2 separate regions of the Homo sapiens genome follow, and region 2 is linked to region 1. A link is a loop called in an ENCODE intact Hi-C map of the cell type or tissue named here. Cell type or tissue: Panc1. All regions are shown on one strand. Each heading gives the region's core, and the rest is flanking DNA. Links, peaks and the distances in the headings are about the cores only.

What was found. Hi-C counts contacts between places; a loop is a spot of excess contacts. Peaks named below come from ENCODE experiments on the same cell type or tissue, not always from the same donor. Only the 100,000 strongest peaks of a DNase experiment are listed, where the experiment ranks them.
Region 2: a loop joins it to region 1, with 6 times the contacts of the local background. A loop is called at or near these places in 2 of 110 quality-filtered maps.

The regions. Positions count from the first base shown.
Region 1 is chr20:24,190,684-24,206,137 of GRCh38, forward strand. It overlaps LINC01721 (long intergenic non-protein coding RNA 1721), which reads left to right and starts at 9,084. Exons shown (of 4, transcript NR_040102.1): 1 at 9,084-9,151. In Panc1, for the core only: no CTCF peak of the experiment used is centred there; no DNase peak of the experiment used is centred there.
Region 2 is chr20:24,142,201-24,157,654 of GRCh38, forward strand. No RefSeq gene overlaps it. Among named protein-coding and RNA genes, the nearest start is that of WAKMAR1, 38 kb to the left of the region's middle. RefSeq lists an enhancer at 1,498-1,998 and a silencer at 6,524-6,573. In Panc1, for the core only: CTCF peaks have their summits at 7,990 and 8,190; a DNase peak (open chromatin) is centred at 7,951.

The sequences.
Region 1 (15,454 bases), core at 3,564-11,563:
CCCAAATGTATAATTCAGTGATTTAAAATCTATTTTCTGTTATTCCACCATGACTGCTATGAATTTTAAAACATTTTCATCACCACAAAAAGAACCTACACAACTTTTAGCAGTTAGTTCCCATTTCTCTCTGACATCCATGGTCCTAGACAATCATTAGTCTACTGTATATCTTTCCTGATTCACCTATTCTAGACATTTCATACCAAAGGAATCATTTGTGTTTGGGGCACTGGCTTCTTTCACTTAACATGTTTTCAAAAAGTACACTTACTTATATTGAATAATGTTTTGACATTTTATTCCTTTTTATGTCAAATAGCATTCTATTGTAAGGATATACCGCACTTACTTATCCACTCATTTGTTGATGAATATGTAGTTCTTTTCCACTGTTTGGTTGCTATGAATAATGCTTCTATGTACATTTTCACACAAGTCTTTGCATGAACATGTTTTCATTTCTCTTGTGTATATACCTGGGGGTGAAATTTCCAGTCATATGGAAACTCTGCTTAACATTTTGAGCAAAGGCCAAACTGGTTTGCAAAGCAGATATACCATTTTACATTTCCAATAATGTGTGAGGGTCCCACCTCCTTCACACTCTTGCCTACACTTTATATTGTTCATCTTTCTTAATTTTAGCCATCCTAGGGTATATGAAGTGATATCACCTTGGTTTTGATTTGCATTTCCCTAAGGGCTAGTGATGTTGAACATATTTTCCTGTGCTTATTGGCCATTAACATATCTTCTTGGCAGAAATGTTTATGTAGATCTTTTGCCCACTTTTAGTTCATTGTATGTTCTTTTTATTGTTAAGTTATAAGAATTATTTGTATATTTTGGATCCTAGACTTGTATCTGATACAGTCAATCCTCATTATTCACAGATTTTGTGTTTGTGAATTGCCTACTTGCTAAAACTTTTTGGTAGCTTCAAAATCAACACTCACAGTGCTTTCACAGTTATTCACAGATATGCACAGGGTGGCAAAACGTTTGAGTCACTTGGCATGCAGCTTCCCAGCTACAGTTCAATAAAATGATGCTTTACCTTGATGTTTTAGCTCTCAGACCGTAAACAGTTGTCCTTTTTTTGTCTACTGAATGCCATGATTTTTACATTTTTATGCTTTTTGTTGTTGTTGATTTCTCTGTTTTATAGGGGCTGTGTTGATGTGCTGACTACTGTCCCTAAATGCAGGAAGGCTGTCAAGTCCCTTACATAGAAAATACTTGTGTTAGATACATAGCATTCAGGCATGAGTGATAGTGCTGTTGGTTGTGAGTTCAATGTTAATAAATCAAAAATATTTATTAAATAAGGTGTCTTTAAATAGTACCATACATAAAGCAAGGTTAGGTATTGATTGGTTGACACAAAAGTGATATGGTCAGAAGCTCACAGAAATCTAACCTTGTATTTTTTACTTTAGGATCAGTGGTTCTGTATTTGCTAATTCAGCGTTTGTGGAGACTTTATGGAACATAGCTACTGTGAATAATGACAAATTGACCTTATATTATTTGGAGATATTTTCTCCCAGCCTGTAGGTTATCTTTTCACATTTTTTATTGTATCCTTTGAAGGACAGTGTTAAGCTTTGATAAAGTATAATTATCTATTTTTTCTTTTGTTATTTTTGTTTATGCTTTTTGTCTAAGAAGACATGACAACAAAGATTATGAGATTTGCCCCTATATTGATATTATAATCATGTGGGCCAATTTCATATAATAGGTCTCTTTCTATAGATACATATTATATTGGTTCTGTTTCTCTGGTGAACCATGATTGATTTAAAAAAATTGTTACCAAGAATTGAACAGAATCTTAAAGATAAATTTTCTAAATTGATTCTAGGGTTTCTGGAATTGGCTGTCTAATTTGATTAAATAAGACACTAATGTCTCTATGTCAGGTAGTAAAAAGAGGACTGATAGTCCATGGTGTGTTCTGGCAATAGAGATAGGCACAATATCATCATTGGATACTTCTAATCAAACACACATAAGAAGCAAAGGTCTGACTGTGTGTATAATACTTTCAAACATTTTTGTCAAACTAACAAGTATGGTGAGCACTTCTTGGATGCTTTCTTCTAATATCACTGGACATAGTTGGAAAATAAAAGGGTGCTCTCACTTTAACAGTAGATATTCTACAAGGCTAGAAATTCAATCTCTATTGTTAATTAGCCACTTGCAGGATAAGATTTTGGGTTTCGTTTTCAGCAATCTCAGCCTTGCGGCTACATGAGATAAACTATCAGAACAGACATAGATGCTTTCAAGTATTTCATGCAGAACTTGACCTGAAATTTTGAATCCCTGAGTTCTTGAACATATCCTGTAGCTATTTTTCCAGTTCTAGTTTACACAAGTGTAACACTCATCAGTTGGCAAAATCCTCACATTCGTTACCTGACCTATGGGGTGAGGGAAAAATTATAATGAAGAAGGCCAAGTGGAAGCCACTAGAATGGTTTCTACCTAGAAAAATAGTAAAGCAAAAGCAAGACTACATTCTAGAGGAATTTAAATAATTAGCACCACCATCAAGGACTTCAAAAATGCAGGGGCATTAATTTTCACTGCATCTCCAACTCACCTATTTGGCCAGTGCATAAGACAGATCTTGGAGAATGGCAGTGGATTATTTTAAGCTTAATTAGATGTTGACTCCAATTGCAGCTTCTGTACCAGATGTGATTTCACTACTTAAGGAAATTAACACATCCTGAGGTACCTGGTATGCTGCTATTGATCTGGCAAATGTATTTATGTCCATCCCTGCAAATAAAGACCACCAGAAGCAGTTTGCATTTAGCTCCTGAGGCTAGCAATACATCTTCACTGTCCTACCTCAGGGGTGTATCAACTCTGCAGCCCTATGTCATCATTTAGTTCACAGGGACTTTGGTTACCTTTCCATTTCACAAGATATCACTCTGGTCCAATACATTGATAATATTATACTGATTGGAACTAGTGAGCAAGAGGTAACAATTATTCTAGACTTATTGAAAAGACATTTGCATGCCAGAGGGTTGGAAATAAATTTAACAAAAATTCAGGGGCCTCATACCTTAGTAGAATTTTTAGGAGTTCATTGATGTAGGATATGTTGAGATTTTCCTTCTAATGTGAAAGATAAGTTGTTGCATCTGGCCCCTCCTATAACTCAAAAGAAGGCACAAAGCATACCGAGCTTCTTTGAATTTGGGAGGGTGACACATTCCTCATTTGGGTGCACTACCCCAGCCTATTTACTGAATCACCTTAAAAGCTACTAGTTTTCAGTGGGGCTCTGAACAAAAGAAGACTCTGCAATAGGTACAGGCTGCTGTGCAAATTGGTCTGCCAATTGGGCCATATGATTCAGCAGATCCAATATTACTTGAAGTGACCTTGGCACATAGGGATGCTGTTTGGAGCCTTTGACAGTCTCCTACATATGAATTACAGTGTAGGCCTTAGGATTTTGAAGCAAAGCCTGGCCATCCTTTGTGGATAACTACTTCCTTTGAGAATCAGGATGTGGACTGCTACTGGGCCTTAGCAGAAAATAAGCCATGGGTCACTAAGTTATTGTGCAACCTGAGCAGCCCATAATGAGCTGGGTGTCATCTTACCCACCAAGCCATAAAGTTGGGCAAGCAAACAACACTGTCATCAAATGGAAGTGCTGTCTGCATGAGACCAACCCAGGCAGGCCCTGAAGGCACAAGTATGTAACAGGAAGAAGTCCCCGAAATGACCATGTTTTCTACTCCTGCTGCACTGCGTTCTCTCTCCCAGCCTACATTTATGGCCTAATTGGGAGTTTCCAGGATCAGTCGACAGATGAAGAGAAGTCTTGGGCCTGGTTTACAGACAGTTCTGCATGCTATACACGCAATGCCTGAAAGTGGAATGCCGCAGCCCTACAGCCTTTTCCTGAAATACCCTTGAAGGGCAGTGGTGAAGGAAAATCTTTCCAATGGGCAGAACTCTAGGCAGTGTACCTGGTTGTGCACTTTGCTTGGAAGGAGAAGTGGCCAGATGTGTGATTGCATACTGATTCATGGGCTGCAGCCAGAGGTTTGGTGGATGGTCAGGAACTTGGAAGGAGCATGAATGGAAAATATGTGACAAGGAAATTGGGAAAGAGTATATGGATAGACCTCTATGAATGGGCACAAAGACATTTGTGTCCCAAGTGAATGCTTTCCAAAGGACGACTTCAGCTAACAATTTTAATAAATGTGATAGGATAACTTTAATAAATGGAGTAGGATAACTTTCTCTGTACATACCAGTCAGCCTCTTTTTTTAGCCATCCCTGTCATCACCCAATGAGCTCAGGAATAAAGTGGCTATGGTGGCAGGGAGGGATGTTATGCATGGGATCAGCAACATGGACTTCCACTCACCATGGCTGACCTCCTCACAGCTACTACTGAGTTTGTAATCTGCCAGGAGCAGGGAGAGACCAACACTGAGCCCCTAATAAGGCGCCATTCTCTGGGGTGATCAGTCAGATACCTCGTGGCAGGTAGATTACATTGGACCGCTTCTGTCAACAAAAGGGTGGTATTTTATACTTAATGGAATAGACACTTAGTTTGGATAGGGATCTGTTTCCCTGAATACAGTACTTCAGGCAAAACTGTCATTTATGGAATTACAGAATGCCTTATCCACCATCATGATATTCCACACAACATTGCTTCTAATCAAGGAACTCACTTCACAACCAATGAAGTGTGGCCAAGGACCCACGCTCATGGAAATTGCCATCCTGAAGCAGCTATGTTATAGAACCTTGAAATCGTCTTTTGAAGATTGGTTACCATGCCAGTTAGGCGGGAATACCTTTCAGGGCTGGAACAAGGTTCTTCAAGAGGCTGTATATGCTCTGAATTGGCATTCAATAAAAGGTGCTGTATCTTCCATAGCCAAGATTCACAGGTCCAGGAATTCAGGGGTGGGGGTAGAAGAGGTGCCATTCACTATTATCCCTAGTGACCCACCAGCAAAATGTTTGCTTCCTGTTCCTACGACCTTATTCTCTGCAGGCCCAGGTGGCTTAGTGCCAAGGAGAAGAATATTTCCACTGGGAGACACAATGGTATTTCCCCTGAACTGAAAGTTAGGACTACTTAACTTTGGGGACCTCAGGCCCCTGTATCAATAGGAAATATGATAGTTACTGTACTAACTGAAGTGATTGATCCTTACTACCAAGAAGAAATTGGTAGTAGAGATCAATCACTCCTACCAAGGAGGGCTGTTTAAGTTATATTTTTCTGTTGGTATTCTGTTGTTCATAGTTTTCCATTATAATCTTTTTTATTTCTGTAAGGTCAGTAATGATATCCTCTCTTTCATTCTTGAATTAATTAATATGTGACTTGTCTAGTTAAAACTTGGTCAAATGTGTTGATTTTGTCAAAGCACCAACTGTTGCTTTGTTTATTTTCTATATTTTTAATTTTATTGATTCATGCTCTAATCCCTATTGTTTCCTTCCTTTTGTTTGCTTTGTGTTTAGTTTGCTCTTCTTTTTACAGTATCTTAAGGTGTTCTTTGATTTGAATTTTTTCTTCTTTTTAATATAGGAATTATACATAAATTTCTCTCTAAGCATGGCTTTAGCTTTTTCTTGTGAGGTCTGGTATACTACATCTTCATTTTCATTCATCTCTAAGTATTTTCTAATTTACCTTTTGATATCTTCTTTGACCCATTTGTTGCTTAGAAGTGTGTTCTTTAATTTCCACATTTCTAAAAATTTACCTAATTGATTTCTAATTTCATTCTATTGTTGTTGGAGACTATATGTTATAATATTTCAATCATTTAAAACTTTTTGGTGTTCTTTTAATGACCTAGCATGTGGTTTATCCTTGGAAATGTTCTTTGTGCACTTGAGAAGTATAGGTATTTTGCTGCCATTTGGTCAAATGTACTATATGTGTCTATCAGTTCCAGTTGATTTATAGTGTTTGAGTCTTCCATTTCCTTATCGATCTTCTACCAGGTTATTCTACCCATTATAGAAAGAGGGGTATTGACATTTACAACTATTTTTTATTATGCATCTATCCCTTCAATTCAGAATTGTTGCTTTGTGTGTTTGGGGGCTCTGTTTTTAGGCTTATGTGTATTCCAATCATGATAGCTTCCTGGTAGATTTACATTTTCTCCTTTAAAAATATCTATCTTTATCTCTAATAATATTTTTGGTAAAAACATATTTTGCATGATATTAGTATAGCATCCCCATCTTTCGCGTACTTGGTGATTAGTTGATATATATTTTCCTACACTTTCCCCTTCATCTTATTATATCATTTAGTCTTAAGTCTGTTGTCTGCAGATAGTGCTTAGTTGGACTTTTTTTTACTCTGATAGTGTATGTCTTTAATAAAATTTTAAATCTACAGAAAATAATATAATTGCCATAATATAGCTACATGGTAAGATACCCACCCTGGGAGGGTTTCTTTCTGAGTTGTGCCTTCCTGAGGGTTGGCACAATTTTAAACACCTAATTAGCAAGTCATCTGCCCTCACTTAAAAGGGGACGTTTTATGAAAGATGGCCAGGATGAGAATGTATCCTCTCTCAGTAAAGGTACTAATTAATGCATGTAGAGCTTACAGCTAGGCAGGGAATGGTTTCTATTCTTTTTCTGGTGTAATAGTTGACCAGGACTGAACCTTTCTCCATTAAACAATTGACTGTCCCCACCTCCCAAAAAGAGAATTTTTTTAGTCTGGTGTTCAGTGACATTTGAAGGGCCCATAATAAGCTCCAGTTTGACTAAATGTGATCACCAAAATGGCACTTTGTCTTCTCTGGCTCTCAAACACACACAGAGTTTTAATAGGCAGATGTATATCTATTAGGGTATTTCAAAAGAAGCCCTTTGAGTCCTAAGGAAACAGGTAACTACTTACATATTTCTGTAAACTCCTTTGCACTGATGTCCAGCCTCAATTCCCTGCTAACTGTAATTTAAATACAATTTATGATTCAAGTCAAAATCCTGATTGCATTTAGTTTGCTAGTGACAGAATCAATCCATTTTGGTCAGAAAAAAATGATGCATCTGCTGTCAGACTTCCAGTCTCTGAGACATTGAGGCTTCCTAGAGCCATCTCTCTGCATTTTAGAGTGGTCTGCCTTTCTTTCTCCACTGATATTTCACAATGAGCAGCATTAAACATCATCTCACCTACTCAGAGGTCAGGGGCAGTATATTCTGATATATCATCCAGAGATAGCCAAGCAGAATGACTTCATCAACAACAGAACAGCTTCTTTACGAGGAGGATAGGACAAGCATAGAGACGTGTTGTTTAGTTTGCGGTAAAGTAGGCTTTTCACACATTGGTACTATTGTACAATGTGCTGCTAACCAGGATAAAAGTACTTACATGGCCAGGCGCAGTGGCTCACACCTGTAATCCCAGCATTTTGGGAGGCTGAGGCAGGTGGATCATGAGGTCAAGAGATCAAGGCCATCCTGGCCAATATGTTGAAACCCCGTCTCTACTAAAAATACAAAAATTAGCTGGGCGTGGTGGCATGCACTTGTAGTCCCAGCTACTCAAGAAGCTGAGGCAGGAGAATCGCTTGAACCTGGGAGGCAGAGGTTGCAGTGAGCTGAGATCGCGCCACTGCACTCCAGCCTAGGGACAGAGTGAGACTCCATCTAAAAAAATAATAATAAAAATAAACTCACACAGAGAATAATAACAGCAGGCAGGTGTGTGGTACTGTAGCTATTAGGTGCATGTAGATGGCCCTATCAAATATTTTTAGAAGATTCGTTCCTTATAAACGACCACTCATTCAATTTTTACATAATTTGCTAATCTCACACATCGCTAATTCAAAAACCAACTTTCTTTTAGAACTTTTAAATATCATAATGAGTTTAAACCAACACAATTTGGCACAATGCATAGACCTGAAATGGTGAAGTACACACTACCTTCCCTTTAAATAAGGTAAAGCTGCCATATCACTCAGGTAAACTATTAGTGTTCATGGCAAACACTTGGGGAAAAACACTGTCACTCAGATGACAGACCTTCACTTTCCTCTGTCCACACTCGTCTAGCAATCTGCAATCAGCTGTGGATCTCACTGTCAGTGAAAAACTCCAGACTCTCCCATCATCTGCCTGCCTGTCAGTTAGTCTTGTCTGGTGGGGCCATCACAGGTATTGAGAGGACTGGCTGAGACTCACAGACAACTACAAAGAGAGTCAGACACAGAGACCAGTATGTGCAATGCACAATCCCAAGTGAAGATACACAAGGATCTGTTTCTCAAATGCAGCCCAAGCCAGTGAGTGTCTTTGTATGCTGGCCCTTGTGCCAGGCACTGCTTACCTGCTCAATGTCTCACAACAGCCAGCAAGGTGAGATGCATCCTTCTTTCTCAGAAAACCATGATCTTACAAATAAGTTCCTGGGAGAAGGGAATGGAAGGAACTGGTTTGGAGAGGTCTTCTGGCACCAAAGCCTGTCTGTCCTTCTATTAGCAACCACCTGCCGTGCTGCAACACTGGAGCCTGAGCACAGCAGTCTAACTCTAGAACCCGGGGCTTTAGCCACCAGATGGACTGCAGCTCTCCCGCAGGACATAGAAGCCTGGCTTCCCCAAATAGGAGGCGGGAACTGAATCAGTCAGGATTGGTTCAGTTACAAAGGACAGGCAGATTTATCAGAGGCTCAAACAAGGCATAAGTGTGTTCCACTCTCACATGAACGTCCAGAAGTCTGAGACAGCCATGACCCTCCACTGTGCCAGCTACCCACCTTCCCTATCCTGTTTCTCTGCTGAGCATGACCTCAAATTTATGGCCTATGGCAGCCCTTTTATTTTCCAGGCAGTAGGATTAAGGGGAGAAGGAACATGGTAGAAAAATCACAAAGGCGCTCATCAGCTGTGTCTTCGGGGAGGCCTTGAATGCTGTTGCATTCCTGTGCTTTTATATCCCTGGACACGCCTGAGTGCAAGGGAGGCTGGGAAGTGTAGTCTTCCTTCCAGATGGCCAGGGGCTGCTACAAGCTGTAATACGACAGGAAAAATGGAGAATGGATAGTGAGGCGTGATCAGCAGGCTCTTCCATGACAACCAGCAGGTAGGGTGGATCTCTACTTGCAACTGTAAGAGACTCTGCAGAAGACACACCTTCCCGTCCTCTGCCTTATGGACTGTGAAACTGTCTTTATGTATACGGCCATCTGTTTAACTGTTACCTGGTCTGTGCAATGAATAACAGTGATTTCTTTCTGAATAATAGGGAAAATAGAGGGATGGGAGGAGGGTAGGAGGTTCGTGGGCTTTGGGCCAAATTGCTTGGGGGCTGCTGTCTTTTCGATAGTATTGGTGGTCAGTTTGGTTGAGAACTTGTACCACATGGAAGTTGAAGTCTGGAATTCATTTGTTTCCTAGAGATAGAGAAAAGGAAGTAAACGAGTAGAATACATCCAGCCACTCACAAATTTGGGGACCAAGCTGTCCACTGCCTAGCCCTCCCCTTCTCTAAGAGTAGGAGGCAAATGAGAGCCCAAGAGACTCTTGGATGAGGGCCCAACTGGGTAGTTAAAGGAAATATTTACATCAGCAGACACATTCCTTGCCTTAAAACAAGCATCCCAGAGGAAAACTGGTCCCCTCCTCAGTCTTCCCTTCAATAGCTGATTAGACAAGAAGCCCTGGGTACTTGGGCCAGGTCACCCACCTCGGATTCCCTTGGGTGCCGGTGTCCTAGGAGACAGTCCATTGCTGGCCGTGGTGGCTCAAGCCTGTAATCCCAGCACTTTGGGAGGCCAAGGTGGGCAGATCACAAGGTCAGGAGTTTGAGACCAGCCTGGCTAATATGGTGAAACCCCGTCTCTAATAAAAATACAAAAATTGGCCGCATGTGGTGGTGGGCACCTGTAATCCTAGCTACTCAGGTGGCTGAGGCAGGCGAATCCCTTGAAACCAGAAGGCGGAGGTTTCAGTGAGCTGAGATCGTGCTACTGCCCTCCAGCCTGGGTGAAAGAGCAAAACTCTGTCTCAAAAATAAATAAATAAATACAGTATGCCTCAAAACGCAGTGGGCCACTTCTCCACTGCCCTGCAGAGCAAGGAATTCTTGCTTCAATATGGATGCCTTAATATACAATTAAGTATCATTTAACGATGGGAATAAGCTCTGAGAAATGCATTGCTAGGCAGTTTTGTCATTGTGCAGACATCATAGAGTGACTTGCACAAACCTACATGGTTAGTCTGCTACACACATAGGCTATGTGGTAGAGCCTATTGCTCCCAGGCTACAAACCTGTACAGCATGATACTGTACTGAATACTGCAGCAACTGGAACATAGTGGTAAGTATTCGTGTATCTAAACATTAAAAAGTACAGTAGAAATATGGTATGACCTTATGGGATCACTGTCATTTACGCAGTTTATCACTGGCCAACATATCACGTGGAACGTAACTGAAAACATTCCAGACCCTCACTGCTGAGTGGGATTTATTTAAAGCAAGAACTGGGTCATGAAGAATCTGTTTCTGTCCATCCCAGTGAACAGTTACCAAACCCCCAGACAATATTGTTGTAAGTGGTGGCAGTTGATTCCTGTGGGTTCAGTACGATCACAGGTAAAGAATGTCTACGCACTTTACACATCTAGAAGCAGTAGACAAAATTTCACAGGGAAAGCTAGAAATCTTATCTTACTCAAACTACACAATGCCTCATTTTCCCACCATAGGGCCTGCTGAATCATTCCTGCTCCTGTGGAGATGAGTTTGGAGTTTTATGCTAACATCATCTCTGCTTCACTTTTTCTCCATGGCGAGTAATTTGAAGGGGATCACTGACCGTGCCATGGCACACAAAAGCACAACTTCAGAAACAAGATGTGGCTCGGGGACAACTTAGAGGTTATTTGAGACGCTGCAGGTTTTCAGCAGGTGCTTCCAATCCATGGACTTGGAGAAGAATGTCAGCTAATGGCTGCCACTGTGCTGCCAGGCTTCCATCCAGGGACTTTAGTAAAGTTCTGCTGAAAGAGATGTAAACCGGGAGAGGGATGGAGGCTGGATCCTGGAGTGTGAATATTTGACCATCCTTTACCCCAGCAGCACCTCCACGCAAGGTTTTACATAGCAGTGGGTTTGTGTTCCCATCAAACTGGGCCTGGTCAGGGTCAAGCAAGCCCAAGCCTCTGCCCCCGCATGCTGAGTAGGGGGGCAGTACTCCTGAAGGTGTTCTCACCAGTTCGAGGCCTGCTCTGCATAGCCTGGGCACTGCCCAACCAGGAGGATGTGTGTTTAGGAATGTTTCCCTGCAGAACTAGCTAAGTCTGGCTGTGCCTGGTTGAAGCCTCCTACATTCCAGAACATAAGCTGTGATCCCCAAATGAGCACGGTTGTCCTGCGAGAGATGTACTTTGCTCTAGTGGTCTGTGGAAGGGTAGAGATGCAACACCCTCTTGGTTAAAATGACAACTCACTTTAAGAGACACCGAAACTGTACAATCCATCCTGAAAGTCAGGTAAGTATCACCATCATACCTTGATTAATGACAACCCAGTTAAGCTTTGTCCTCCCATATCTTGTATGGCTCTCTGCAAAGGCTAAGGAAGGTTACATCTCAGACAACCAGGAAATTTGAGTATGGATTTTGTCTTCAGTTTCTCATCCTCTAAGTTGGGTTCTAGCCTCTGGGACAAGACAGCCTATGGAAGAATAGCAATGACAGCCTTGGAGCACCAAGGTCTCCTGCAGGGACAGCCGTTCTGAGGCACCCTTCCCAGGAAGAAGACCTGCCTTGTTATTAATGCAAACCTTAAGAGAAAGCTTCTGTCAGCTTCTTAAATTGTGCAAGATTGTCCAGTTTGAGAAAATTAGCTTTACGGAAAAGGCAGGCAGTGTATTATTTATTTATTTATTTATTTATTTATTTATTTATTTTAGATGGAGTCTCACTCCATGCAGTGGTGCCATCTCCACTCACTGCAACCTCCACCTCCCTAGTTCAAGCGATTCTGTGCCTCAGCCTCCCAAGTAGCTAGGATTACAGGTGTACACCACCACACCTGGCTAATTTTTGTATTTTTAGTAGAGATGAGGTTTCACCATGTTGGCCAGGCTAGTCTCTAATCCTGACCTCAACTGATCTGTCCACCTCGGCCTCCCAAAGTGCTAGGATTGCAGGCATGAGCCACTGTGCCTGGCTGGCAGACAGTGCTTTTAAAAGGAAGCCAGTGATGCCCCCACCTGAGACATGGGAATCAGCTCTCTCCAGTCAACTTGCATGGCCCAGCATGCTCCACTGGGGAACAGGCACAGTGACCTGGCACAGAGCACTGACTGTGTCCCAGGGCCCAGGTGCTCATCACACACCCAAGGGGAGGGCCACATCATAAAGCATCCCCAAACCCAGATGGCCAATGCTTCCTCCACCCTCATCTTGAACTGCTCCTAATATTAGGCTGCTTCAGCTCAGCCTGTGTTATGCCAGGCGTCCCACCCAGAATGAGCCTTCTGGCTCCTGGGGCAGTTCTGAGACTGCCCCTTCCCCTTCCTGGCTCCACACTCTCTGTTTCCCCTCAGGGCCCCCTCCCGTTTTCATCAGCAGCCAAATGAGAAACAAAGGTGAGGTGGACGGTGGACTCAGATGCACTCTTGAATCACCTTCATTTTATTCTTAATACTTTCTGTGTGTTTTCTTGGCAGCTATTTAGGGCTATTGGGATGGAAAAAGTGGCCGTAAAGCAAGGTGGGACTCAGAAAATGCATCCTCCCTGTCTGTTGGCCCTTGATGGACATAACACAGCCCCCTTCCTTAGCTCTGTGCTTGCTCGGGGACCTGGGACCCTTCTATTTTCCACAAATCCACTCCCTCTACTTGAAGACATGCCTGGCTTGCAGGAATTCTAGAATGAACACAGATTAGACTCTGACCGAGTCCTCTGTGGCATGAGACTGGACACATACCCACACACCCAGCAGCGTGCGCAGCCAGGAGGCTGCAGCTGCTTCACATGCAATCTCACTGCAAGTCACTTTTCATCGTACAGCATGTGAGTTAGATGAGACATGTAAAAGCATCTTCAAAATATGGGCAGATTGGATCAATGGACCCCATTTAAAATAAATAATAAACTCCACCTCCAGACCTTTAATAGCTCATTTCAACAGATAAAAATGAGCTGCTAAGCAGGCTTTTTTTTCAGGGTAGCTCTCCTCCTTCAGAAATGAGGATCTTGAAAGCAGAGGCCAGCATCACAGCCACGCATGTTAATGAGTCCCTCAGGCAGATAGGAAATAATTCTGCAGGAGTTGGAGTTGATATTCAGGCTCCGTCTTTATTTTCTCTGACTGATGGGGCTCATTGCTGCTGTTTTCAGACTGAGGTCCCAGCTATTAGTTGATGGTGGGCTGTAAAGCATCAGCAAATATGCAGTGCTAAATAAGATGAGAAAAATCAATATTTGTTCCTACTACATTTGTTAGGTCTGCATATGAGTAATTTTAATTTTAAAAACATGCAGCTTTAATAGGGGAATAACCAAATACTGCACACTTGCTGATTTTGGACATAAGGATAGAGAGTAGACAAGCAGCTTCGGAATCCTGAATTATTTAAATACAAATGGCCCTTCTTTTCCTCTGATGAGTGTAGAATTAATGTCACAAAACAGACAAATGGGAAACTACAGACCCATTATTAATAACAACAACAGCAGACTTTGAAACCAGAAAAGGTATGCATTGCACAGCTAAAGTGAATTTCAGGGAAGCTTTAGTTTTTGTACTTTTCTCTCAGTGCATCCCAGGAAGTTGGGTTAGTTTATCCGCTGCAGTGATGCAGGTGTGAGGACAAGGTGCCCAGCCCATTAGGGCCAAGAGGGAACATGAAAGAACCAGGACCAAGGCTTGAGGCAGCCTGGGGGAACCAAAGACAGTTGGTCGCCAAAGCCATAAACACCAAGAGGAGTAGATAAAGGAGGAGGTGAAGAAGTCAAAAACAGCCTAATTATTCTTGTCATCAAGGCATCCCAGAGTGCCCCCTGAGAAATGACATTAAGCGTCCTGTTGTCTGTGCTGAGAGTTGAAAGTTGCAGCCTTGTCCCAACCTCACTCTCAGGCAGACGCGGATCCTAGGGGCTTGGCAGATGTGAGAGCTCTCAGTGCCTTTGCTGTTTCTTTTTATCATCTGTAGAACTCACAGTCTGCAGGAGCCTTGAACTTTCTGCTGGGCTCTGGTTCTAATGAAAATACATCACAATAAAGACAAGACCATTAAATCAGCAAAGAGTGGATGTACGGGACCGAGAAAGCTTGTTGACAGCCATGAGCTCAAGGGTTTAGTTAAGTCGGAACACATGAGGCTTCACTTCCTAGGGACATTGCTCTTCTCAGTCTGAAAGCTCAGCTCAGGTCTGGCCAGGGTCCTGGTGCTATGGTCCAAGGTGAGCTGATGACTTTGGCATCCTGTTGTGACATCTTTACATTCAAATGACCAGAGATTGTGTTTCTAGTGAACTGCAAATCAGAAAAACTTTATCTCCAGGGCCTTGGAGTGAAAGAGAGGAGCAGAGGGCAGGGGAGGAGAGGGCGCTTAGTTGAAAGCAGAGCTTGGCGATCGCTTCCTCTTTCTGAGCTTTGATTGGAGCATTGCACCTCAACAAGAAATCACTCTGACTCTGATGGGCATTTGCTGGGTAACACTGCCAAGGCCATGCAGCAGGTGGCAGGAGAAGAGCTGTTCCAGCGACCTCACAAACGGGTGCAGATACAAGCAGGACTTTCCACAAGACCTTCTTTCAAATACAAGCACAGCCCTAGGGAGGCCCAAGTGTTCTTTCAGTTTGGCCTTGAAGTAGCAAGAATTTTGATGAGGAGAGAGGAGGTCTATTGGACAAGAACCTTGTGAGATGGTTTGGTGGTGAGAGTGGGGAGGCAGGGGAAGTGCGCAGAGAGACCATCGCTTCCCTCTGCTCCTTGGTCCATGACACAACATCTATTTCTCAGAAGCTCTGGGCTGGTGACTTCTCTCCAGCTGTCTGGGGGCGTCTTGTGGAATGGGAAGGACCTCTGTGATTGGTGATCTGGTGAGCCTTTTCCCCATAGGGGCCAGGTGTGTGCCCTGGAAAGTCAGTGGGTTAAAGGTCATCATTTCCTCACAGCCTTTATGTCTAGGACTCTGTGTTCTATGAGGCTTAGGGCAGCTCAAATCTTCCATGAACCTCACCCCACAAGCAGGTGGTGGAAGGGTGTCCCTGACCCTACCTAACTTTGGTGTGAACTTCCATTTTTCTAAGAATGTTGAGCATTAAGTGGCAAGTACAGTGGAAAGTTGCTCAGCATGGGTGGCAGCAGGGTAGCTGGGAGGACAACCCTAGACAGAATTGGAAAGTAAACATCGCCCATGT
Region 2 (15,454 bases), core at 4,263-12,262, 48 kb before region 1:
TTAACATTCATACAAGCAGGCATGCATCTAAAATCCACCAGCCTTCAATTGGAGAAGCAAGCAGCACACTGTAGTCACAAGGTCTTTGGTCTGGGGACTGACACCGAGTGGGAAAGCCTGTTCCCACCTCTGGCTGCCATGTGACCCCGAGCAAATCTCCCCCATTCCTCCCCAGGTTCTTTGCCTGTCAGGGGGTGGTGCACATCCCACTCACTTCATCCTGAAGATCAAATGAGAGGTCATATGTAGCAGGAATTTCAACTGTCTGGCATTTGGTGCTTCAATAAACATCACCTACAAGATTAGACATAGCCAGCATTATACATAAATTCACTCCACTCCACGTATTTGGGTAGGTGCTAGGAGACTGAAGGGGATGCAAACTCTTTCCTACATGAAGTCTGTAACCATCCAGAACATACTTAATTGAGTGAAGCAAGACCTTTTTCACATATTGTCACTGCTCTGCAATTTACTGCTATCCTAATAAAAGTTTATAAACTTTGCATGGCTAACAGAAAAATAGGAAGAGCCTTAGAGAAATCTTCCTTTGCAATAACTGCTCTGGCCCCTGGACATCAGCACAGCAGATGATGCTGAATGAGGTCGAATCGTTGGAACTGAGGGTCTTGACATCCAGCAGACTCAGGCCGTCATGGACTTCATTGCTCCTTTTTGCCACTAGCTCTGGGACCTCAAGCAAGTCACTTCATTTTTTTCCCCGCAGTTTTCACAGCTTTAAAATGGGATCAATACCAGTTCCTGCCTGACAAAGTAAAGTGGGAAGTTTAAAACAAACATCCTCTCACACCCTGGGTTTAAGTGTCAGGGCAATATACCCTAGGCTGTCCCAAGAGCACCTCACAAAACCTCCCTCCCATTTGCCTCCATCACCAGACTCTGAGCTCCCTCCCACCCCACCTGAGAACCATGAGGGCAGGGCCATGTGCTGGGGTGTGGCTCCCCACAGTGCCCTGGGCTGCCCTCCTCCCTGGCACTCCCCCACGGCAGACTTGTGCTGGGAGCTTCTCCTGCCAGCTTCACACATCTGCTGGCCCCAGCATTTCTCCTGCAAGCACATTCAGGTCTTTCCCAAGCAGGATTACTCTGGCAGCCTGTGAATGCACAACACCTGTTGTCTGAATTCTCCTGTCAATTGTGTTAATCCTGCTTTGCTTTGGGGATCCTGCAGGTAGATCTGGATCCGGATCTTGTCTGCTCAGCTTCTTCCTCACCAAGGCAGTGAAAGTGAAGCTGACCTTCTTGGGAAGTCTTTCTAGACTTGGCCAAGACAGAGCAGATTGTTGAAGATGGGAGCAGGTGGTGATGCAGAACGCACCAGACCCACAAGTGCCAGGGGCCAATCCTTACCTGGGCTTAATTCCAGGAGAGATGGCTTGTGGGCCAGAGGGACATGGTCTGGGATGGGCTTACTGGTCAGCCCAGAACAGGCCTCCTCAGAGAGTGTGCTCTGGACCAGCACTGCCCCCATGACAGCATCCTGACAGCTGCCCTCTCCTCTTCCCTAAGTCACAAACGTCAGGCAGCCCACCCTGAGATAAGAAGCCAGCCTTCTTAAAAAGGTGACTAGCCTTCTTCTACAGTTTTCTTCCAATAATGTTCAGAGAGCCATCAAGCCCTGCTGAACCCAGATTCCTGCCATGAAAAGCCTTCACTTTTGTCCCCACATATGACCTTCAAAGGACAGTTCGGTAGTTTTGCAAGTGAAGACTTAGCTTGGAGGGTGTTCAAGTAAGACTAAACATAAAATGGCAACAGCAATAGTAAGAGTGATAGTGGCCAGGACTGTTCTCCCGTGTGGGCCTCCTCTGAGCCTGGCACACATGCTAGTCCCTTTGAGTGCTCCCGCCCCTGAGGTCAGTCTTGTGCTCACTGCCTCCCCCTCATAGGACATCCCAGGACGCAGCGGGACAGAGCCAGGCTGTGAGTGCGGGCTGCTGTCCCAGGCAACCTCCTACCACACACACGTCTCAGGCCTTGAGGGCTAATGGCTCATGGGGGCACTCACCATGGAGGGGCTTGAGGGGGTCTGGCCTGTGTGCCAGGTGCAGTCTGTTCCTGCCCCACCTCCAACCCTCAGCCAGCAGTGTCCACAGGAAGCTGGAATGGACCGACCCCTCTCTGCTGACCACCCCCAACCCGCTGCATTTGCCTCTCTGTCTTTCTATCAGGGAGCCTCCTCTGCACATGTGCAAAGCACCTGGATTTTACATTCCAGGGACAACCTTCAACTGAGGATAAGCGGGAGTCCTTGGGTAAATCAACACAGCTTCCTCATCTCGTTGGGACGGTTTTGAGCTGCGTCTTATGTGGTTCCTCAGAGGTCGCAGCAGGGTTGGGCCTCATTGCCCACAGCAGTAACAGGTTCACCAACACAGCCTTCCCTTCTCACTCTCCCCACCCCTCACTCCCGGATTCCCCAACCGCCAACCCCCTCACCCTCACCACCGAGAAACTATCTGCTCATACATCCTGGTGTCTGCTTTTGGGTGAATTCAAATTAAGACATTTATCTACATAAAACATAATCTGGTTATGATATTAGAATTGTGTGTGACTACCCTATAGCTGACTTGCATTTAAATAGCCAATTGTCATAGGTCCTGATGTCTATAAAGACATTAAAAGTCCCTATTTCCATGGTCATCCATTACACATAGTATCATGGAGTAGAATGTTTCCTAGACATAATCTAGTTTAGTAACGTTTAATCTTGTTTGAGCCTCATATCCCTTTGGAAATTTAAGGAAAGCTACAGACCCACCCCTGGAAAACTGGTGATGCGTACAATATTGCCTACAATTTCTGGGTGTTTTTGGAACATTTAGATCCAAGCAGAGGTGTTCCTTTGCTTGACTCCCCTGACTCTAGTCCAATCGCTCAGTACACAGATGGGTAAACTGAGGCCTGGGTTGGAGAAGAGCCTGTCCACACCACTCAGTCAGTGAGCTGATGTGAAGTCTCTTGACTCCCAATCTAGCCATCCTTCCACCCCACACCATCCACATCACTACCTTTATTTCTGTCTGTTGGGTTCTTACAATACGGCAAGCCAGGTGCTGTAGGAGTCCCAGCTACTTGGGAGGCTGAGGTGGGAGGATCTCTTAAGCCCATGAGTTTAAGGCCAGCTTGGGCAATGTAGTAAGACTTCCCCCATCTCTAAAAATAAAAATGAAAACAACTAAGTACACAATCATAAGGCAGTTTCAGCATCATCAATACAAGTTTATTACACTTTATTGATCATGATGAATATAGGCAGATTCTCTGCCCAGCTTCCCTCTTCAGTGTGCACTTGCAGCTCCTGAGCAGTATTTCACACCTCAGCAATTATCTTATTATCATTACAGCCTCACATCCTTCCTGCCCCGATTAGTCCCACAGGCCTGTTCTTTACCTGCTCAATTATCCAGCTCTTAGCTCTGCTCAGACATATTTTCAGTGTCTTTTTATCTCCACCTTCCAGATTTTCTGCTCTTCTGGGGCCATCCTTTTTATTTTTTCTAAAAAAGTTAGTATCTGTTATTTATAACCCACCCTCCTGACAATTTCAGGATGTTTTTTCTTTGCAATGATGAAAGCTTAGATTAGGATTTTGAGGAGCATCATTTTTTACCCTTCTTAAAAACTATCTCTGGGAACATTTTTCTCTGAATGAGTTTGCTCTTCAAGCATCTAAGTCAGGCCTCAGTGTCCATTAACTTGTTTTCTACAAAGAAGATTGCCTTTTATAAATCACTAATTATATTACTTGTCATGTCATTGCTATTTATGTTTCTTGTTTTTGTTTTTGTTCTTGATTTTGGGCAGTCCTCTTCTGCTGAAGTGTATAAAGCATTATTTTACCTTGAGAGTCAGGTGCATGACAGGTGACAATTAGACATTCTTTATCCCCTACTGAGGCGGGTGAGGAGGGTCATCCCACTGCACTGACTCGCATTGAACTCATTTCCTTGGGAACTTCAGGGCAAGACTAGACAGTGTTTTCCAAAGGTGAGATGGGGAAAGCATGAGAGAAGGAGGTTAGGAATGGAAGTGGTATCTGTGTGGATGGGGACACTTGGCTGCCAGCAACTTGTATAACACAGGGTTATGGAATTCTGCCTCACCCAGTGATGCAGTGACTTTGTAATTTTGGCCCACAGAGCTTGATCATGGAGTCTTGGAGTTAGACAGGAAATTGGAACTCCTGCCAAGCCCTGGATTTTTGCAGCCTCTCTAGAACTATCTGCCAGGAGGCTGGCCAATCAGCTCTTGTTTGAGCCCTTTCAGGTGGCCTTGGACCTTTGATGTGTTGGAAACAGAGTGTGTCAGAACAGGCCAACAGCAAGGACATGGTATTGATTGATATTCAGAAAAGCAGGGAACCCCCATTGCCCAATACAAGGGAAAAGAGGTGAGGAGGGAAAGACTGGGGGTGAGGCTTCAGGTCGGGGGCTGGAGGTTGAAGAAGTTAATGCATGGGTGTCTTGACTCCATAGCGAATTCAGAGTCAGAGTTGACCACTAAGAATTAATTGAGCCTAGTTAGTAGGAGGCTAGAGGGATAAAAATAAATATTTAAAAATAAAAGAGAAATCTGCATAAGAAAAGACAGAAAAATTAACAGATAGCTTTAGAGACCCAGCTGAAGTTGGGGGTGATTTTGTGGCTCTAATTTGTACAGTTATGGGGTTTTCTCCAAAATTAGTGACCATAACCCAGGGTAGGAATTTTTTAGGGGCAGAAGGAAAATAGTACAAAGGGAATCAAAAGTGCTTATGATTTATTAATTTAAATGATTGACAATTCAGTATAGTCTAGGTAAGAAAAGAAGAAAAGTCCTGGAGCATTTGAAGATGGAAAACCCAAGATAGCAAGTAACCAGGTACCTCAACGAGATCACAAAAAAATTGTACAAGAATGTGAGAAAGAAAAAGCCAGGAAGATAGATGCTTCTTCAAAGGGCAGTACATTGGGTTTGTGATATCTTAAGTGGAGCCATGCTGAGTGAGAACACGTCATGTTTTTTATTTGTGCTATTCAGTGTAAATACATTTGGCCCCATTTTTTCAAAAGAATAACATTCCCAATTGTTTTTTAGTTTATTTATTTTGCCTTTTGAAAATTGTCTTTCCAACACTCTTTGATATCTATTTGGAAAAGTGCTACCCACCTAAGTGTTAGAAATCACATATATAGGAAATAGTAACAATAAAAACAATAATGACATCTGGGTGAAATGATTCCCTACCCTGAAAGGAATTTTGAAGTGGTTACTTCCTGCCGAAGAAGGGTAGGGGAGACATATACTGGAGCACATGCCACCTCACGCTTGGTACAGTAGGGACAACATGACAGCAGTTAAATGAAGACAAGCAAACTCTGGTCCCTATTCATCAAGATCAAAAACAAAAATGAAACCCTGGCACCCCAGCCCTCCACGCAGTGTCCCCTCCCATCTGTCCAAGTCAGACTAGGTGCTGACTAGAAGCCAGGACTGGCCATCTTCAAGCCCTTCCATTCTATGATCTGAAGCTTGGAGCTGGCTCCTGCATTTCACCAAAGGCTCTCTTGATCTGACCCCTCGGTCACCACGAGGACTGCAGCTGCTGGAAAGCATTGTTTCTTTGCTCATCCACCTCAGAGCAGATTCACCTGATGGGCTCAGCCTTTCCTATCTTTTGCGTTTGTTTCATTTCCTTTTCCTCCATAGTTCATGTTCCTTGAGAATTTACCAAACTTTCTAGAGCCTATTTCTGGACAATCTAAATTAATTTGCACCCAGCCCTGCACCCAAGAAAACCCCACCATTCTTGTCAAACTCCAGCCAGCCTCAAAAAGCAAGTCTAGACTGCTGGGTGTGATTCTTTTCTGCTGAGAGTAAATTCGTTCCCCACACAAGCACAGTTGCAGTCTGGCCAGAGTCTTTTTGCTGAAAACCTGATTCTGAATAGGCATTGGCTCTTAAGCCCAGCCATCAGTTTCACCGGATCCAGTCATCTTGATGTAAAGATCAATTTCAGAGCACACTTGTGAACCGTGCTGCTGTGAAGCTTCCTGAAAATGTACACACACCTCTTTTTAATTTGTTGGTGATGGCCTGGATAAAGACTAGAAGATAACTAGTATTTTCCCGAAGTTTTACCTGATCCAGGATTTTAAGAACAATTCCCAGATGTTCTAGAGCACTTGTCACAGCCCTGGAGCCACAGCCATGGTCCTTCACAGAGGAAACAAACACAGCTGCTCAGAGACTGTGGCTGGTTCCCCTGGTTTCAGTGGTCATGTTGCCTCAGACATTCTTCAATCTTCTCAGCATTACTTCTTGCCTCAGCTGCTCACGTGACCACAGTCTTCAACTGACGACACACGTGCACGCTTGAGCTGGGTCAAGTGCCTCTCACTTCCTCCCTCAGCCCCCAGGTTCTCTGACCCAGCTGCATGGAATGTACAGGATGTACAGGACGCCCACTAGACCCTCAGCACGTGCAATGCAGAAGTGCTGGGGTGTGTTCCAGTCACTACAGCTGCGTAACAATTATCTCAAAGCATAGTAGCTTAAAATAACCATGTTCATTATGTTTAAGAGCCTGAAGTCTAGCAGCTGATGCAGCAGTTGGCTGGGACCTCAGCTGGGGATGCCTCTCAGAACACCTGCACCTGAGCTCTACATGGTTGGGCTTCCTCACAGCATGGCAGCTGGGTTCCCAGGGTGGGGAGAGAAAGAGAGGAAGACATACACCTTTTATGAACTGGCCTCACAAGCCATGCAGCATCATTTCCACAGAATTCTATTGGTCAAAGCAGCCACAACGTCCCACCGAGTTTTGAGGGAGGGAACATAGGCCCCACATCTTGATGGGGAGTAGCAAGGTTTCGAAAGAGCGAGTGGACCCAGAAATTTTGCTGTGTCACTTTTAGAAAATAAAATCTACCACAGGTAGTTAACACATGATGAAGTAAACCTTGATCAATGGGGAGCAAAAGCAATGGAAAATCTTTTTCCTTGCCTTCTCCTGGAAGGCTGTCCTGAGAAAGAGATTTGGCAGCATCCACCCACAGTAGTAGTTACCCCCTGCATGATGAGTCATGGCCAATACTTCTGACACTCCATTCTAAGGTCATACTTCCAGATAAACTATTCACACATAAGGCTTTGTCCCAGACATTGCTTTTGGGGAATCATAAGCTCAGGCAGTTAGTACCGGGTGTGTCCCTGGTGAGCAGTCTTGGGATTAGTTTTTAAGGCTGGGTAAGTCACCACCCAGGCATCACTAAGGATCCTGCTCATAGTTATTGGCTGTGATAACATTGGCACAGGCAGCATCATTTAGTAAGGCTGTGGCTGATTGACATGAGGTACAGATTGAAGGTTCAGAGCAATGGGTTTGCTTGTTAGGAGGGTGGGTAAGCAGTGTGGGGTAGTGGTAAAGGTAAAATTTGGGTAGTCAGTTGGCTTTTTGAAACTGAATTAGGAGCCTTGGAAGAGGTAGGCTCAGATACCCCAACTGTCAACTCCAGGCATGTCTGAAGGACTGAAGGCTCATCCCCTGAAGCTGCAAGGTACACACCCCCATATTTTTCCTGGGTTAAAGGTCGGGACCCTCATAGAGATGAATAGGAACTGGAAACACAGAATAAAAACTTGATGTGAATGAGCCTGGAAATCTGACCTCTAGAGCTCCCTGAATCCTTCATGCTGGTAGATGAAGTCCACAGCTCTGACGGAAGGGAACAGCCTCTCCTTGTGTGGCAGTGGAGAGGGGAGGACTTGTCAATATGCAGTACTCATCCATGGACTGGAACTGAACTTCAGTCAGGGACGCTGGAGTTAGTCCTGGCCCTGTGTTGGGACAGCTCATTGAATCTCAGGCACCAGGACATGCATGGGTGAGGCGGAGGTGTTGAAACTGCGCTGGCATGGAAGCGAGGAAGGCTTTAGACTCCTAGGGAAGCCCAGAGAGCACTCCCTCCACTGAGCAGCAGGGGAGCCCGAGAGCAGACACTGGCGTGGCACTGGCTGTCCTCGGAAGCTGGGGTCAATGGAGAGAGACGCTGCTGAGGGCCAGTGGAAGGGTTTGTGTAGTAGCCAAGGCCAGAAGCGAGTAGGGAATGATTTATCATAATGGGCAGCGAAGCCAGAAAGACAACCAGGTATGCTGATCAGCAAAGATCTGTGGCGACAGCTCACAGGGGATAGAACGGAAATTAACTCACTGTTTCCTCACTGATCAGTTCACAGACCCAGAGTCCAGCATGGCCAAGGGAAGGACAGATCCCTTAAGGCAGGATCTGCAAAGCCTCCCCAGCGTAGGTGGTGGCTACCCCTGCAGTCCATCCGCACTGTGCCGTGGTGTTTTAAGGACTGTTGCCCATCAGACACCTGAGATGTCATCACGTCCCTCTGACTGGAGGGGAGGCTCACGGAGGTCAGGTGACAAGTGGATACCCGTCTGGAGCTCACCCCACACAGGGCCCGCTAGCTGCAGCCACTTCCCTGACCCCAGAATGAAGGATGATGTTGAGTATACTCAGCAGCTGACAGAACCTCATATCCATCCCCTGTCCTGTGAAGGAAGAATCATAATGAAATGGAAACCCCAAAACCACCGCCAGGCCCTCATTTGGCACCAAAGTGAATCAGAATTTAAATCATATTCTGGGGGGCGTAAAAAATGATGTGAGAGAAGCAGGAAGCAGGAGGAGGGAGACACTGGACTGTGATACTTTAGCACTGAGGCCTCAGCCAACACAGGGTCCTGTGTCTTCCATGGAGGCAAAGGGCCCCAGCCTCAAACTCTGCCTCCAGGAGGCAGGGCATGCAGGACTCCCACAGAGAGAGGCCTGGCCTTGAGCAAGGCAGCTCCGCTGGCCTGAAGGCAGTCCCAGAAGTCCTCAGCTATAAGCTGTGGGCAGCCACCTGTCCAGCTGCTGGGCCTGCGTCCGGAAGAAGGTCTGAGTGACATCCAGCATCCAGGATTCCTGAAAAATGCCCAGAATTCCCCAGGGAGATGGAAGCAGGTGGACATTGGCTCTAACCCTGGTTGTAGGGTCCATGGCAACTTGATCCTGTTGGGCTTCCAGAATGGACTAGAGCGTGATGTGCATTGAAACTGCGATCTGTTTTGGTGTTCATTAAATGGTAACTCTTCTTTACTAATGTTTTCACTATTATAACTCATATAGAAACCTCTAGTGGAGGGACAAGGAACCTGGAGCAGGCTCTCATCTTCTGCAGCAGCCAGGGCCAGGTAAAGCACCTGGGCTGCAGATGTGGCTGAGAAGTGGGCTCCCAGCTCCCTCCTGCTGGATCTTTCTGGAAACACAGAAACATGTTTCTCACACACACATTCTTCCTCTCTTTTTACTTTACTTTGATTCATTCTGTCAAAAACTGGCAAGAAAAAGGAACATGAAAACAGCTTGAGTTGTGTGATGTACCAGGGTGCCTGTTAAGAGCTGTTGGGGGTCTTTTCTTTCCCAATGCCTTTCCCAAATCTGAGAAGAGGGTCTGCAAACCGTGTCTGTGACTGGCTATACTGGAGGACTTGGGCTCTGACAGCTGCTGTGTGGGGTCTGCGGTCCTTTCTCAGAGCAGAACATCCTGACAAGGCTTGATGGGGTCCCCTGTCTAACACTTGCACCCGTTCTTCATCCTGCTCTCTCTTTGTCACTCCTTCCTTCCTTGAGTCTCACAGCAAATTGCATTGCACATGTATAGGGTATGTCCATGCAGCCCCCCTCACTCTCACCATTACACATCACAGTCTTTCTCCTGGGTGAGGTCCAGGGCAGCCCAGAAGTTTCAAAGGAGCTAACTCTGCTGACAGTCCTCAGGCAGTGACAGTGGGGAGAGGCGGGTCAACTCTGAGGCTGTTCCAGGCTGTTTCCCAGGAGCACAATGGGAATGAGGCTGGCTGCCACTGTGATAACCCTGTGAGCATGCTCTATTGCCCTCCTACCCTTCCCTGGCTCACCCAACCCCATGCCTGTGCTCCCTGGTAGCAGCTCCCGAAGATGTCTCCAGCCTCACATCCTCATATTAGACCAAATCAAGACAGTTATGTTTGGGACAAATTGACGCATGGATATTAGCGTTAATTTCAAGGAGCCTGAAGTGTAAGAAGCAGGTAAGAAGGCACAAATGCATCTATAATGTCAAATAAACCCTGATTAAAAGTCGGAGTCGAAAAAAAAGACAGAATCCCCACAATTGTAGTTATCTGGGATTTTTCAAACCAGAAAAAAAAAACTAAACACCATAAATTGATGGAGTCTGTCTTACGAACTTATAATAATGCTCACCGTGTGTACCAAGACACCATAGTTTTCACAACAATTTCACACTTTCAAATGATTTGGATCTTCACAAAAGCTTGGACAGTTAGGGTGGATGTTATGTAGCCCATTTCACAGATGAAGAAATGGAGAACCAAAGTTGCAAAGAAAGATGGAGGCCCAGCCAGATCTGGACCCCACAGGCCGTCTCCCCACACAGCCATTCATGTGGTCTACTTCCAGCCATTCATGTGGTCTATTTCCAAGAAAATAGCCCATCCCCCCAAGATAACACCTTCTCAAAAACTTTACAGCTTTGTGTCTACACTGATATTTAGGTATTTTCTTTCTTTTTTTTTTATGATTAACACATCTAATTCAAGAATATCTTGGCAGGATATTCCCCGCTTAGGAAATGCAGGGACTCATGTTCCCCACCCAGAGCCTGGTCCTGCTGCTTCTGGTGCATTGGCAAACAAAGAGGCTCATTCCCTGTTGGTCCTGCACTGCCTACGCCTGCTTCCCTATCATGTAGGTCCAGGCGTGGTCTTTTTGGAATCCCACCTCTTCCACCCTTTCTCCTCCTTGCCCTACTCTGCAAACCCCCCCTTCTTTTATTTCTTAAAGTAGCACTAACACTATGCAGAAATACGTGACATTGGAGGTAATGGAAGTGGGTTAGACTACATACAGAACAGGAAAATAATAGAACGTGTGCACCAGGATCACCGTTACATAAAATTCCTCAACTCTGCAAGCCGTGGGGATTTTCCAGGCTTCGAGGTTCAGAGGCATGCCTTCCCACGGGTTGGCCCCACTTCTTTTGCTAAAGCCCTCTTCTGCCTCCTGCAAACCTTTTCTTCTCAAGCTGCTTGGAGACCATTTTCAATTTAACATAATTTTCTTTTTCACAGCAAATTACTTCTGTGTGTGTCTCACTTTTCTCCCTCCTGCAGGCACCCACACACTCTTTCCTGTTACAGCGTCAAACAGCTCTGCAGGGGCTCTCTAAATGCAAAGAGAGGTGCTCTTGCCAAGAGGAGACCTGCAGTCCTTCATGACTGTTCACACTGCAAGCAGCTTTCCAGAGGCAAGTGTGGGCTGCACAGTGCCCATCTGTTCCCTCCCAGCTGTCTCGCGCCATCAGGGTGCACGCCTGGGCCCTGGACAAACTCCCGTCCAGGCTCCAATGCTCTCTCTTCTCCTTTTCATGCCGCACTCAGGTCTTTCTGTTGTCACTTGTTGTCATCAAGGTAAGCTCTAATCTTACCTTGTCTGGTATGAGTTGTCCCCACAGCTCAGGTCACAGTGGTCTTCCTTGGTTGTCTTCTTGCAGACAGGGTATACAGTTTACTGTTGGCCCTCAGAATGCCTGCCAGGCACTGGGCACCCAGAACAGGATGAAGTCAGACTATAAATTTAAACCCGAGTGGAGGGCTGAGTTTCCAAAGAGCACGCTGCATGGCATTCCACATGTTTTCTCATAAGCCACTGGCTACCATTATCCACAGTGTTTTGGAAATTTCGGCAAGAGGTTTTACCTTAATTTCTGCAATAATCTTTTATACCAAAAAATTTTGAAATCCCATTTTCTCTCCTCCCTTTACTGTTGGAAAGAATGTGAACTCTCTAGGATCCCTGTGAAAAATAATGATACAACACCCCTAACCCCAGACATGGAGCACATTTCCCATGCATACGACACTTAGGGGCAGATTGGAAAAATAATAACCAAAATTCCTTCAGGAAAACATCAAAGCCTCCAAAAGCAAAACATACATTTTAATCTCTGCTAGCAACGTCACCAGTTCTCTGCTGTCCAAATTTATAACGTTGGGGCAACAACACGCATAATACAACCACCCAATCCTCTAGGTTCTCTCTACTGTGCTAATATAATAATAGAAATTGTTTGATCTGGTAGAAAAAGGGAGGTGAGGATTTTCTCACTCAGCCATTCTGAACACTGCACATCTCCAAAGGAAGCAAAGCAACATCCTACTCTCACGCCATTAAACCCCAAGCAAGGGAAGCCCAGGGAGCTTGTGGCAGGAGCTCCTCATGGGTGGAGACACATGCAACAGGAACCACTGCAGCAGACCCATCCACAACCCCAGGGCATCTCTCTTTTCTCATTTTTTATATACTGAGATCACACATATGGCATTCATGAGCCTCAATGTCCCAAGTGTAAAGAATATATCTGTATTTGTATCTATCCATCCATCAATAATGAGCATTATGTATTCTATTTATTTGTGACAGTTTTACTTGAAACTATTCCTGTGAGCACTGAGTTGTGGCATCACTAAGCCAAACGATAAGGAGAATGTTTTACCCAAAGCTTGCAGAAAGGGCTGCTACATTGTTAGTCTTACCTTGGGGGTCTTCAAGATGTTGGAAAAGGACAGATAGATCGTTGGGGTTTTCAAGGTAGCAGATGGCACCTGTTGAGGGAGCACTAACTAGGGGCCTTGAAGGGGCAGGTGACAATTGGTAATTGGAGGCTTTTGTGTGCGTCTGTTTCTGCAGGCACTGTGCACAGGGGTGAATGTGTGTCTCCAGGGAGAGGTTGGAACAGGATTATGTTCTCAGGGGGAAGTTCCAGTAGAGGCTGAAAATGTTCACATACAGAAAAGAAGGTGATGCCCAAGTGGAAATAAGGTACACTGGGATGGTGACCCAGGGCCACAGGCAGAGGCTGTGGTCGCCGAACATTTCAAAACTGCTTCTTTTGTGTTGCTCGTTTATGCATTCTTGGAGATAGCCTGCTTTTCTTTTCATCTTAGGACCCTCTGGTCCTTGGTGGTTGGAACAGGATCAGTAGGATCTAGCATTGCTGATGTTCCTGATGGTTGCTCTGAGGGACATTTGTAATCTGGTTATTTGCTGTATCTATTGATCGATGGCTTCTCTGACTATGTGCAATCTCCCTAGCACTAATAATTTTAAGGACTCCTTTTGATGGATCAGTGCCTCTCAGAGTCATTAGGTCACCCAGTGATACACTGTCTGTGTGTGGGGTATCCTTAAAGACATGTTTTAACTCTCTTCTAGTAGAGGTCTCTATTAAGGAATTTGGGTTGTTTTGGGAGGTCAATTCAGAGTCATAGAAATGGGAGGAAAATAGGGGAAATGTTGCAATATGACACAATTTAGAAGGCAGCTCCCTGGGGCTGGTCTTGAGTTTTTCTATCAACGTGCTCCCACGATGAAGATGGATACCAAGGAACCAAAGGTTTCTACCCAAGGCCCTGTGGCCAAGGCTCTGGGTCTTGTCTATGTCATTGCACAACTGGAGGGAGAACAAGGTCAGCAGGTGAGTGTTGGCACAGGATTTTGAATGTGCCCACACATCCAAGTTCTTGTGTTGAGCAACTGAAGATAGGGAAGAGACAGGAGATCTCGTTATGTCCCAGAGCAGTTCTTTAAGATACCACATCAACGCAGCCATTTTTAAAGGCTGCATTGAAAAAATACAAAGATTAGGTACAGAAATGACAACTCAGCAACACATTGAACAATCCAGCATTCCTTTAAGACTTTTAGCCTTAGTCTGATGTTTCCTTACTCTTTGAACCTTGTACCACTGTTGGCTCCAGAATGCAATATTCTTGTACACAGAGACATTGTTTGGCCAAGAGGAATCCTGCCTCAGTCATACCCAGTTTCTTCCCATTTGATGAATGTGAAAGGATGAAAATAGGACATTGCAACAACCTTGCAGGAAAGTGTATCATGGCTGATGAGTGACAAATACCGTGGGCACAGGAGCAGGGGTGTGATTACACATAAGCCTGGAGTCTCCTCCATTCCTAGTGAGCAGCACTGGAGTCTGAATTGGGACACCAGGCTTTAGACTAGGTTCTGTCATTTGTAAACTGTGTGGCTTTGGGAAGGACTCACAAACTCTGAAATCTTTCTTTTCTACCTAAAATGAGCTCTTGAATATCTCTATCAATTCTAAATGTCTCTGACTCTAATTCCATCAAGTTTGTGTCATTCTCCTTCTCGCAGTGGAAAGAGCTCTAAAAGTATCCTTATTTCCTAATGGAATCATTACCCCGAGTGTATCAAGAGCAAATTTTGAATGTCCTTTGGTTACTAAGAAGAGTAAAACCAATGGCATCTACTTAAGGTAACTGGATCCAGAGCAAAGTTAAAAATTAGGATGGATCATTTTCTAACAGCCATTCAAAACCATACATGGTTAATTCAGAAACAAATATTCTGAATTCTAAATACATTAAAATTTTCAGGACACCCTGCCTGCACTGTTGGCATGGAAAACTAGCATGGAGCTTCTGGGGAAGGAAGGAAAGATTGAAAGAGAGAGAGAGAAAGAAAAAGAAGGAAAGGAGGAAGAAAGGAAATGTAGGCTGAGAGAAAAAAAATCAAACAGCTAAGCAGCTAAGCAGTAAGCCCTCTAGGGAACTGAAGAATATTCAGAGTTTATTTGATCTTCTTGCAAAGCTTGGGTGAATTCTTGGAGAATACTTCTAATATAGCATTGGCAAGAAGTCTCAGTTACCAACCTGCCGCATTAACACACCATCCCCTCCCAAATGACATACGGCCAGTCACATGCAAAAGAAATGCATAGAAGTGTCCATTCGGAGTGTTCCTTACAGCTGACCACATTGGTCAGTTAATGTCATAATTATTCCATGTAATGCTCCAAAATTCAGTGGCTGAAAACAATCATTGTTATTACTCCTGCATCTGTGGGGCAACGGGGGTCTGGCTGATCTAGGTTGGGCTTGCTTCAGGGTGCTGCAGCAGGGGCTGCTTGACTGCAGATCACACTGTGGGTCATTTGGGGTGACTCTGCCACACATACTTCTCAGCCTTCTTGCACCAGCAGTCTGGCAGGGTCATGTTCTTCCCTGTGGCAGAGGCAGGACGTAAGTGAAAAATGAACAAGGCCACAGAACAGGCCATTTTACCACTTCCCATTGGCTGAAGCAAGTCACATGGTGCACACGCACACTGTCACTTCAACCCACTTCCACTAGCTAAAATGAGTCATGAGGACGAATACAAAATCCAAGAGTGAAAAATACATTCTGTTTAGCTTAGTTTAGCAGAAGAAAGTTCATTTATTTATTAGTTGTACAAATTTATGGGGTATATGTGGAATTTTATCACATGCATAAATTGTGTAATGGTCAAGT